Linked DNA regions of Homo sapiens: region 2 is linked to region 1. Evidence: chromatin loops called from intact Hi-C (ENCODE). Cell type or tissue: heart left ventricle. All regions are shown on one strand. Links, peaks and the distances in the headings refer to the core of each region. The heading gives the core; the rest is flanking DNA.

Region 1 (10,189 bases), core at 4,337-6,836:
CAGTATTCATTTTCTTATCTCTTGTGGTTTCTGTGAGTCAGAAATATGAGAAGATGTTCTGATTGTGGGTATTTTGTGGAATTACAGTCAGACAGTGGTTGCAGTTGCAGCCAGCGTTTAGGGCTGGCTGGGTAACTCTCTTCCTTCATGTGGTCTTGAGACTTCTCCAGGTCTTCTCTCCATATGGGCTCTTGGACTTCCTCACAGCATGGCCACCTTGGGGCAATTAAACTGCTCTAGTGGCTGAAGGCAATAAGAATGAATATTTCAGTGAGGAAAGCAGAAGTAAAATTTTATTTTATGACTTAGCTTGGAACTCACATAGTGTCAATCCTAATATAGCCTATTAATCAGAACAGTCATAAAATCTGCCTAGTTTTAAAGACTGGGGGCAAAGACCCTACCTTTCAATAGAAGATATGTCAAAATCATTTTGTAAGAACATCACTATAATCATCACTGGAAAATACCACCTCCCATAGATGATGACCATGTGTTTCACTTTCATCTTTATTCTTTATTTTTCCTATCCTACTGCCTCAACACAGATGTTACCATCTTTGATCATGTTCAAGACCACACAGAAGAGAGGAACAAAATAGAAGTTACCTTGGTAGCTACCATCATGCCTTATTAGCCCTGAACCATCCGCCTGAAATTTTATGTGAGAGAGAAATAAACTTCTCTGCTTTTAAAGCCATGGTTATTTATTTGTCATTTGAAGCTGAAACTAATCACAACTAATATATCAGGCTCGTCTCCTGGGTCATCAACTGGTACGCTGGCACTGTGGTCCAACATAGAAGCAGTCACAGGGCATTGGTCACATAGCACTATGTGTTGTTTTGAAACACACTGAGCATTTTTACTGTTCCCTCTCCTTAGACACATGGATCTCCAAGCTTTCAATTCTTGGGCTCCCAATCTTCACCAAAAGTTGGCTTATTCCCTTTATTTAAGTCCCACAATAAATGCCATTCTTTAGGAAGTAGTCTTTGACACCCTGAGACAACATTAATTAAGCATGTTGGAACATCATCTGGCATGTTGCCACAACCTGTTTCTGGAGTCTGTACTTAATGAACTCATCCTGTTCTGTATGATAGCTGTTATCATGTCTCTAAAACTCCTGCTTTATTATAAATTTCTTGAGGGTAAGGAGCATTTTACACTTATCTTTACAATCATCCTGCTTCGCTGTTTTCTAGTGCATTTATCTCAGAGTCTTGGTGTTCAATATGTTTAAACATTTTTGTTCTATGAATCTCTATTAAACTTCCTCTATGAAGAGTTTTTTTATTCATAATTTTGTATTCTTTTTTTCCTAAAGAGCTCCCTACTCCATACCAAATTGTATAAGTTCCAGGTCTCCAAATATCAGTATCCACTTCTTCCAGGAGGATACGAAGTTGGAAATGCTCCCTAAGGAGCAAGTAGACTTTGATAGAAGGAGATGGGCATGAACGTATTGCATACAGATGGAACAAGACAAGCAGTTTGAGACTAAAATATGTGGAACATTTTAGAAAATGGTGAGCACATATGTTTTCTGAAGGGTGAAGCATCAGTGGGAAATAAAACTGAAGGAGGAGAAGTTGGAACTACATTCTTAAGGGCTTCAAAAACCTGCATAAGGAGTGTGGGTATTTTTTTGGAAACAGTGATTTGTATTTGAAGTTTTGAAGGGAGACAATGATATGATCAGATATGTATCCGGAATTGGACTCAGACCGTACGGTATAGAATAAATTGGAAGAGACGAGGTTAGCAGTTAGTGGCAGCTAATGAGAGCAGAGGGAAGGGATGGACTGATGATGAGAAAGCTAGTTAGGAAGATTTTAAAATAGTTTACAGGAGACCTAATATGGTCCTGAATTAGAGTGGTAGTCCGTTATGATGACAATGGAGAGAGACTAAGAAGAAACACACATCTAAAGAAGAATTTACAAGAAGTGAGTAGTAAGATGTGGCTTCAAAAAGGAAGGACAGACAATGGTAAGAACAGAGGTTAGAGTCAACACGCCTTCAATGTCTCACAAGTATTTTGCATTGGTATTTTCCAGACAATTTTTTAGGGAAGCCATGACAGGAAGGCAAGTTCTTTTTTTTTTTTTTTTTTTTTTTGAGACGGAGTCTCACTCTGTCACCCAGGCTGGAGTGCAGTGGCGCGATCTCTGCTCACTGCAAGCTCCGCCTCCTGGGTTTATGCCATTCTCCTGCTTCAGCCTCCCAAGCAGCTGGGACTACAGGCGCCCACCACCACGCCTGGCTAATTTTTTGTATTTTTAGTAGAGACGGGGTTTCACCGTGTTAGCCAGAATGGTCTCGATCTCCTGACCTCGTGATCCACCTGCCTCGGCCTCCCAAAGTGCCAGGAGACAAGTTATTTTTGATGTTTGTTTTTGTTTTTGTTTCTGGCAGGGTCTTACTCTGTCACCCACGCTGGAGTGCAGTGGTGCAATCATGGGTCACTGCAGCCTCTATCTCCCTGGCTCAAGTGATCCTTCCACCTCAGCCTCCCAAGTAGCTAGGACTTACAGGTGCATGCCAACATGCCCAACTAAATTTTAAAACTTATTTTTTGTGTGTATGGAGACGGAGACTCACTGTGTTTGCCAGGCTGGTCTCAAACTCTTGAGCTCAGATGATCCTCTCACTTTGGCCACACAAAGTGTTGGGATTATAGGCGTGAGTCACAGCTCCTGGTCAGAAGGCACAGTTTTTGTTGTTGAGGAAAGTCTTTTTACAACAAAGCCTTTTGCAAGGAACCAGACTCGCAAACATGCTATTGACAGACAATAAGATAATTGCTGTAATAAGCAAGCAAACAACAACAAACCACAAGGAGCTTGTCTCGTTTCAGAATTATTTAGTTGTGGGAACCTATGTTGTAGGTTCTGGGACGATGGTGTATGTTTTTTGCATCAATCTCCTCTGAAGTTGTAAAAAGTGTGCAGAAAGGTCCAGCCTTTTTTTTTTTTTTTTTTTTTTGAGATGGAGTTTTGCTCTTGTCACCCAGGCTGAAGTGCAGTGGCACGATCTCGGCTCACTGCGAGCTCCACCTCCGGGGTTCAAGCAATTCTCCTGCCTCAGCCTCCTGAGTAGCTCGGATTATAGGCATGGGCCACCACGCCCAGCTAATTTTTTGTATGTTTAGTAGAGATGGGGTTTCGCCATGTGGGGCAGGCTTGTCTTGAGCTCCTGACTTCAGGTGATCCGCCCACCTCGGCCTCCCAAAGTGCTGGGATTACAGGCGTAAGCCACAGCACCTGGCCCGGCCTCTTAAAGAAGAAAATGAGGATTAGGGTCTGAAGGAACAGCTCTAGACAGACATGGAATCTAAGGACTAGAGGAGATTGGGAAGTTTTCTCCTGTGCTCATTGCTCATTGTGGGAATCTTTTCTGACTAGAGTTTATCTTGCCTCTCCCTGGTTCTAAGAACACAGTTTTTCTGCTGAACTAGTTCTCTTGTTAAGAACCCAAGGCTGACATCTGTTTCCCTGTGACTCCTGCTTTCAAATGCGGCTATGCCAATAGTTTATTATTATTATTTTCCTCTAAGGCATGGCATTGGTTCACCAATTTATCAGAAAGTTTTTATGGCAAGGAACTGCAGAGCTGAGGTAAACAGGAGAGAGCAGTGATTTCCCTTAAGCAAGCAAAGCAGTTGGTGATATAAACAGGTCAAAAGCTGAGTTGAGGCAAAATATACCTGAGAAAGGTAGGCTTGATCTTACCTTACCTTTAATGCAGTGGGAAGGGAGAAAAACCCCTGAAACTCTCCATATTTATGTTGTTAGCATTCAGAGAAAGCATCCACCTGCCACATATTTACTGTGCAGCTTTGGGCAAATCATTTCACTCTTCTGGGCTTTTATCTTCACACCTAACCCACCATCCCTACTGACATGCTACACCTGCTTTCCAGCCTTAAAAACTGATGTGCATAACATCTGAGGAAACTTTGGGAGAAAAAATTCCAACGTGTCCACAGTTGGGGTTTAGCTGACCGAAGCATGTCTTCCAGAAGGGAGGGTGGTGAAGTGGGGTCTTGCAATAGGAGCAACATCACAAGAGCAGACTCTAGAGTTTCTTAGTCTAATCTAATATTTAAGAAGAAGGTGTTTGGTAGAATGGGCCCGACTCTATGTAAAAGCTTGGGGTTTGGAAAGGAGCAGTGGTCCCGGGTATGGTGTGGAACAGACTCAAATCCAGCTCTGTCTGATCCCCTTGGAGCTTGGGGAAATGATAGGTGTGGCTATATGTGTTTCCTGTGGCTGCTGTAATAAATTGCCACAAACGAGTAGCTTAAAACAAGGCAAATGTATTCTCTTGCAGTTCTGGGGGACAGAAATCTGAAATCGAGGTGTCAGCAAGGCCACACTCTTTCCAATCTTACCCTATAGGGTAGAATTATTCCTTGTGTCTTCTTGCTCCTGGTGGCTCCAGGCATTCCTTGGCTTGTGGTTGTGTCCCTTCACTCTGTGTCTGACTTCACGTGGCCTTCGTCTCTGTGTCTGTGTCTTCTCTTCTGTCTCTTGTAAGTATCCTTATCTTTGGATTTAGGATCTACCTGGATAATCCAGGATGCTCTTATCTGAAGATCCTCAACTTACTTATATCTGCACAGATCCTTTTGTTTTCTTCCTAAATAAAGTTGCATTCACAGGTTCCTGGAGTTAAAATGTGGACATGTCTTTTGTGGGCCACCATTCAGCCCACTGCTCTTGGTAAACACCACTGTCTTAACAACCAGGGACCTAAGCAGCTCTGCGGTGAGACCCTCTAAAAAGATGGAAGGCAGAGGAGAGAAATAAGAGAAGAGGGGAGTTCCAGCATCCCAGGGCAGCAAGGACTGTTGTCATGTGACTCTTTAGGAATGAGTAGCCATGGAGAGAATGGCAGCCTAGAAGGTCCAAGTGCCAGCCGAGTGCATGCAGGTGGGTCATGGCTCAAGGCAGTGCATTCCAAACTCATGTTGGTGACTCAGGAGTGGATCACACACTTAATGACCAAGTTACAACCTGCATTAAACAGAAAAATAAACAAAATAGAAAATAATTGGAATAGCATAGTTTATTGTAAGAAATAAAGGTAAATATTGTTTTGAGAAATGTATGTGTGGGCATGCATGAGTGCACTGGGTCATGATGTAAAATGTCTTTCCCACATAAGTTCCCATCAAAAAGTTTGAAAGCCACCGGTGTATGAGACTCCACCCTGGCACTTTACAGCAGCATGAAGAGGGCTGTGGATCAGGGAATCGTCCTCAGTTCTGGGCATAACATTGGGATTGACCTGGGACCAAGGGAGCTCTGGCCAGGCACAGAAGCAATATCCTGGACAGCCACAAGAGGGAGCGCTCAACTCATGCAAAACCTCCTTTGGAGCTCTCCCCGCCTCATGGCCAGAAGGTGACCTTGCAAAGAAAGTGAGATATGGGTGAAAAAAAAAAAAGGGATTAGGCCAGTAAACAGTGAGATCAGTTAAAAATGTGACATCGATTGTAAGTACAGGTTTGTGAGGCTGGGAAGCTTTCGGATTACATGCAAAAGGAGGGTTTGTATTAAATCTGCAGTTTTCGAACATTGTTTCCCCTCGAAACCCTTTGTTTCTGTGAGATTTTATGCAGAATCCTAATCAATGAAATAATATCCCTGTGACAGGTGTCCTCCCCATGTTGACAGTCTCCAAGGACTGTGTGCAGAGAACTCTAGACCTAATTAGAGGAGCTATAATGAATACACTGGATTAGAAGGTATCTGTAGTCCCTGTTAGTGCTGATTCTTTGATTTTATGACTCAGAACAAAAATCTATAAAAGCTACCAAATCTTGACTTCTTTTTGAAGCCAAGTCTCTGAATGCCCAGCCCAGACACTGGCACAAAGTGTTTAATAATTGAATGTTTGAAGGAAGAGTTTATTTTGCATGCTTCTCTGCAACTGCAGCACCAATAACATAGTGCATAGTGAGCACCCTTTTTAATAGTGAACACTCTTAGAAAGTTGGTGGAGTAAATAAAAGAATGAATGAAATCCTGCCCTAAAATTTTAGATGGCGCCTTCTATCAGTCAAGCCAGCAGAGGGCAGGAGAACTCAGCTTAACAACAGCATTCTCTCTGGTGGGCGGAAGCATCCCAGAAGCATGCGATAAAGGACAGGTCTGGTTGTTTTGTAAGATTAGGAAATGCACAGCCAGAAGGATAAAGACACAAAGCATGAAGGTCCAACCTGGGGATCTCCAAATCTCTGCACACGAACCCCCAGAGCTTTCTCTGTAGATTAATACCCTTATCAGGGAATGGGATTTGGCTGACTGCCGGATACATAGAGAACAGGACAAGAATTGCCAATCTTGCAAGAGTATTTCAACCACTTGGTCAGAGAGATTCAAGGAACCTCACAGTGTACTTGTGTCAAGGAGAGAAGATAGAATTAAAAATCAGAGGTTCGGCTGGGCGCTGTGGCTCACAGCAATTTGGGAGACCGAGGCGTGTGGATCACAAGGTCAAGAGATTGAGACCATCCTGGTGAATGTGGTGAAATCCCGTCTCTACTAAAAATACAAAAATTAGCTGGGCGTGATGGCGCTCCCCTGTAGTCCCAGCTACTTGGGAGGCTGAGGCAGGAGAATCGCTTGAACCCTGGAGGCAGAGGTTGCAGTGAGCCAAGATTACACCACTGCACTCCAGCCTGGGTGACAGAGCAAGACTCCATCTCAAAAACAAAAACAAAAACAAAACAAAAACAAAAACAAACAAACAAAAAACAGAGGTTCTGACTCTGAAACTAGTTATGTGGCCTCGAGAGGGCCCTTTTCCTTCTCTTGGCTTTGGTTTTTCCATATGTAAACTGAGGGGTGGGACTAGATCATTTTTTAGTTTCTGGTCAGTAGGTGGATCCATTTCTGGCTTCAGTCCTGCCCCTGCCCTCAACTCTAGGGGTAATAACAGGAAAGTCAATGAAGCAGGTGCTTTAACCTCAACAAGGCAAAGCCAACCTCATCGCCCTTGCTGTTCTCAAGAAGGAAAAGGGGAGTAGTGGTTGAGTAAGAAGAGACAAATAGGAGCCAGAAAAAAAAAAAAAAGAAAAATGAGACAGAGGATTGACAGGGACAAGAGGAAAGCAAAAAAAAAGGAAGAAAATAGAGACAAATATAAGAGAAAGATGACAGGGAGAGGGAAGAAGGAACAGAGCTGAGTGAGATAAGAGAGGAATGACAGTGGACAGTGGTTTATGACCTAATAGTTTTCTAGGACGGTAAAAATCCAGTTTCAGACTAGAATTAAGCTTTTAAAAGATACAGATATCTGAGCCCAGCCCAGACCTGTGAATCAGAATCACTTCAGTTGGGATCCAAGCATCTGTGGTTTATAAATGTTTCTCAGGCAATCCTGGGGTGAAGCCAAGGTTAGGAACCACCTGTCTAGAGTAATACTCATAAATTTGAGTGTGAGAAAATTGGAACTGTTGCAGAGATACTTTCATTCCATGGGTGATTTTTGTGTTTATGTGGCTTCTATCATACTTTTTCAAAATAGAGGTTTCTGGATCATCTTAAAAGGAAACTTTGCCATGTATTTTCCACTGTTCCAGGGGAAGGGGCCATTGATTTCTGGCCTCATTTCCCAGACCCTGCACTGACCAAGATAGCACCACCCCTGTTGACTGCCCTGGGAAGGCTCATTGGAAAACCTCAGTTTTAATGCCTGGTTTTAGGAAGGAAAATAGGTCAAGTAAAGTGGGAGATATTCTCTGGGTGGCATAGTGGGGTGGAACACTGTTCGATTTTATTTAATTGGGAAGCCCTGAGCAGAAATCAGAGCAACAAGTGAGAAGCTTCTGGAGAGTCCAAAGGACCCACAAAGAGAAAGGGAAGCTGAGAGAATTAGGAACAAAACTTCCTTACATACCTTACCTTTCCTCTGAGAAAGGAAACGCTGGAGCGAAAATGAGGGCTCAGACATCAGCCCAGCTGCACACTAGCTTTGTAACTTAGGCCTCCATTTCCTTGCTTGATTGGGGTCATTATGTTATTAACACACTTAAGCAGTTGTGAAATAGTACACAGAAGTGAGTTAGCACTGTTGTTCACTTCTATGGCACCAGGAACATGTGCCTATTTCAGTGGTAAATAGATCTTTCCTCCCTTGGCCTTCCAATCAATATGAAAACTCTTACACTTTCAGTGACTATGTTAGCATACTCACATGACAAATTCAGTTAGTTCTTAATATATAGAAACATTTACACTGAGCTTTTATTCTTTCTGAAGCTCAGAGATGACTAAGGGATCAGTAGATATGTGTTCCTGAAAGTATCAGCTACCTAGGGTTGGGGGTTATGGGTGTTTGTGTGTGTCAAGTAATACAGACCTCAGTTAGCTGCCTTTCATTAGGCTTGTCCTACTCACAGAATCCACAGAGACCCACAAATAAAGACAGATAAATTTGTCTTCAACTCAACCATCATTTTTCAACAAATACTCTGTGCTTAACATTTTCATAATCACTGAGGAGGAAGTAAAGATAGCTGAGACAAGGGTTCTTCCCTCAGTGAGCATCGAGACTTTTATTTTTATTTTTTATTTTTTGAGATGGAGTTTTTGCTCTGTTGCCTGGGCTGGAGTGCAGTGGCATGATCTCAACTCACTGCAGCCTCTGGGTTCAAGTGATACTCCTGCCTCAGCCTCCCAAGTAGCTGGGATTATAGGCACCTTCCACCATGCCTTGCTAATTTTTGTGTATTTTAAAAATTTTTAGTAGAGACGAGTTTCACCATGTTGGCCAGGCTAGTCTCGAACTCCTGACCTCAAGTGATCCACCCGCCTCAGCCTCCCAAGAGCCTTGACACTTTTAGATGAGACATACAGAGTCCCAAGGAACAGAAATATGTCAGGGTCTCTACTAGGGGCACAAAAGCCACACTTTTGGACACAGGAGTGGGCCCCGTTGATTCTAAGTGAGAAGCCCTCAGAAACATCTTAGAATAGGCTACATTATCTTATTAGTTAGAGACAGGTTAAAGATATTCCAGGAGAGGAAACGGCATGTGCAAATGGAGGTGGGAGGGTACAGGGAAGAGTGAGTGGTTAGAGGGATTAGGAGGGCTGGCAGACAAGGAACCATGAAGAGGGAGACTCATAGGAAAGTCACAAAGGAAACACAACTGTCAGACTGCTGTGTGCGCATTTGAACACGTTCGCACTGGGGACTCATTTACAGCTTTTGAGCTAGAAAGTGACAGGATAGGAGACTGCTGCAAGAAATGAACCTGAGATGTCACCACCCATCCCTTTCCAAGGAACAGGTAACCTTACAGGTCTCTTGCCCTTTATTACCTAAAGCAATCACTTCAGCCTAGGCTTTGTGGAAGTTGGTGAAAGTCAATTTGGCAGGGAAGTCTGGCTCTTCTACAATCAGCAGTTCCAGGGGCTTGAGCTGGGAATTTTCCAGCTGAATGGAAGCCCTTGGAGGGTTGCAAGTTTTAATTCTTGTGCTCCATGACGGTGGGGTTGCTTAGAAGAAAAGGTCCCTATGTGATTTTCATCCAAGCACCCTTGAAGAATCTATATGCTCATAGCCTCCCGCCATCCCCAACGGCTCATCTCGTGCAATCTGCCCTCTGCTGCATGGTTTCTTGCTCCAAATTGATCTCCTTCTCCCAGCTTACTTAAATCAAACCTTCCACTAGCCAGCTATAAATCTAGAAGACAATTCAACAAATGAATCCATATTAAAATGTTAATAGTTACTAAGTTTTAATGTGTTATATCTCCAAGGTAAGTATATGTAAGGAAGAAGAGACTATTTTCTAATGGAGGGATTTCCCCACCCATCTGCTGCATTTCTGTGAGATCTTCCTAGACCTTTAAATCACACCCTATACATTCCCAGTGAGAAAGGCCTGCATGCTTCTTGGGTCAGAGCCTCAGCAGGGTCTCCAGCTCCCAAAGTGATTGACTGGTTCATTGGAATCACCTTCGGCTTAGGACTGGTTGCCTCCATCTGAGCAGCAATAATAAAACCTGTGACATTTTACGGACTGCTAAGCATTTTCACTTACATTGTCTTACTTGGTTCTCAAATCTTGTTTCAGAAAAACAGAGGAGAATCAGGTCCATTTTAAGCAGATACAAACTGAGTACTTAAGCCCGGGGCCTCAGACTCCCAGTCCATGGCTGTTTTT
Region 2 (2,500 bases), core at 1-2,500, 460 kb after region 1:
GCAAGGTGGCACTGTAGCCTCATTTACAAACGAGAAAACTAAGGATCAGCAGGGTGAGGTGACTCACCCGAGATGCAGCTTGTATGAAGCAGATCTAGGGATATAGTACAGGTTTTCTGACTTTAAGCCCAACACTGTTTTCAGTATCCAGGCTCTTTTTCAAATGAGAAAATAATTGCTCTGTCAGTGCTCAACCCACTTCCACATTGCCCCACAGATTTACCAACTTCATAGACTTCTAGAATGTCAACTCTGAAAGGGGTTTTAGAGAATACCAAGTCCAGCCTCCTCATTTTATGGATAGGAAAACAGAGGCTTAGAAGGGGAGCAGAGAGGAGGGCTGGCTAAAGGCACCATAGCACATAGTGGACTAGGCTGGGCTTTTTATTTATTCGCTGTTCTTGATTGAGCACCTACTATGTGACAGCATTGCTATAGGCACTGTGATATAGCAGTGACCAAGAATGAGATTCTGCTCTCATGGACCCTAGGTTTCAGACTAGTTGAGGGTGGGACAGAATAGAAAACTAAACAAGTAAGCCAGTAACACATCATAGAAACCAGTGCCCCTAGCTCTGCTGCAGGTAATCTGTAGCCCAGCTGCCTTTCACGTCTTCCTCCCCACCACACCACCTTTCTCTGAGAAGAACAATCCAGTCTTTCCTCCACAGAAGAGGATGATGGAGCTGCAAGCTGCACCCCTCCAAACACCCCACAGATAGCTTCTCTGTTCTCACAGTATCTTCTCTCCTCCAGGAGCCATGGTCATCGTCAGCGGCTGGGGGAAGCAGTTCTTGCAAAGGTTCCCAGAGACCCTGATGGAGGTGAAGTTCACTTTATAACCTACAGACAGTGACACCTCAGCTCTGCACTGGGCCTTCCTGCTCCGTATTGTTCCCTTAGGGATTTTGAGGCTTGGGTGGGGGTTGGTGAGTGGGAAACTAGGAGCCCAGACCCACCTCCAAAGTTCAATGGGACTTTGAACCCCAGAAAGCTTGATTTGTTTGTTCTACATGTCATGGACTCTAGCCTCTAAACACGGTTAAGTTTTTCTGGTAGCTTATTAAAGGCTTAGCTTATGAAAATTCTCCCAGAAAACAGCAAGTTTAGACACCCCCATGGTGACAATCCAGCTGTGCACCATGAGAACTGTACACCAAATTGGCCAGAATGAGCCAGGCTCTTGAGAACCACAGTCCTTGCAGTAATGAACTTGGCAGTTACACTTAGAAGTTCATATTCCTATCAGTTCAAGGAAAAAAAAAAAAAACACTTAACTAAAAGTAAGGAGCCATAGTTTCAAGTCTTGGCTCCCACTAACTTGCTGGGTCATCTGAAGCAAGTTATTTTGCCTCTCTAGACCATAAGATACTATTTCCAACTGCAGAGTTATGGGGCAACACGAGCTGCCATCAAAGAGTTGCTTGGCTCTGATATCACCGGGGCCTATGACTGACACAGCTAGTTTCTAAATTCTTCCACATATATTATTTTGACATATTTTAAAATTTGGGATTTGCAACAACCATTCATCCCTTCATTCACTAACTCCCGGGGGTCTATTTGGTGTTTCCTTGGTACCAGACACTGTACTAGCTACTAGCTGTGCTGGGGTAAAAGGATAGATCTGGTCCCTGGCCCCCTTGGGCTCATGGTCAAGTGGAATGGACAGAAAGTAGTTATGGATGTGATAAAGGTGGAGAGAGAGAAATGCAGGATGCTCCAGAACATATGAAAGAGAATCTGATCTTGTCTCAGGGGTTCAGGAGGCATTCCCAAAGGAAGTGATGCTGAAATGATACCTGAACGATGAATCAGGTGCTCAGCAGTTGCTGAGGATCTGTCCTCAGGACCACCCTGCCCTGGCTTCCTCTCCCCTTATCCAGGGAAGGCCATGACCCAAGAGGGATCTGAATGGCCTCTGGTTTCCTCCCAGCAAGGGCAACAGGAGTTGTCCATTTAGAGAATATGGCCCATTCAGTTCTTGATTTGACTGAAAGAGAATCATATGTTTCCTCTTTTTATTCCAGACATCTACTCCAACAGTTACCCCCACACTGGATCAAGGGCAATAATAGTCACAATGCCTTATTTTTATGTATCGATTTTGCTGCATTGCAAAAAATATATATATTTTCTGGGTATCTACTAAGCTCCAAGCAATGTAAGATAGAAATGCATAAAATACAGATCCAGCATCGAGACAGATGCTCATACTGTAGAGAGGGAGGACAACATAACAAAGTGCTTGCTGCAAAGCCAGCAGTGATAACTCCACAGTAGCTAATATTTATACAGTGTGTGTAGTTTACAAAGCACTTGTTCCTGCCTCTCCTCTTTGTACAATGATTAGTATATCAAATACTGCAACCTCCATTTTTCAGATGAGGAAAAAGGGTCTCAGAGTCTGAAAAACAATGAGTAAGCCACATGTTCTAGGTCCTACAGTAGGGGTGAGACAAAAGAAAACCAAACTTCATTTTTGTATACATTGTCCTAT

Evidence for each region. A loop is a pair of places that touch in the nucleus more often than their neighbours do. Peaks named below come from ENCODE experiments on the same cell type or tissue, not always from the same donor. Only the 100,000 strongest peaks of a DNase experiment are listed, where the experiment ranks them.
Region 2: a loop joins it to region 1, with 8 times the contacts of the local background. A loop is called at or near these places in 95 of 110 quality-filtered maps.

What each region holds. Positions count from the first base shown.
Region 1 is chr3:187,674,971-187,685,159 of GRCh38, reverse strand. No RefSeq gene overlaps it. Among named protein-coding and RNA genes, the nearest start is that of SST, 9.7 kb to the right of the region's middle. In heart left ventricle, for the core only: CTCF peaks have their summits at 5,345 (motif pointing right) and 6,074 (motif pointing right); a DNase peak (open chromatin) is centred at 5,369; H3K27me3 peaks cover 746 bases.
Region 2 is chr3:187,221,451-187,223,950 of GRCh38, reverse strand. It overlaps LOC105374260 (a long non-coding RNA gene), which reads right to left and starts at 925. Exons shown (of 3, transcript XR_007096209.1): 1 at 1-925. It also overlaps a transcript of MASP1 not described here. In heart left ventricle, for the core only: no CTCF peak of the experiment used is centred there; no DNase peak of the experiment used is centred there.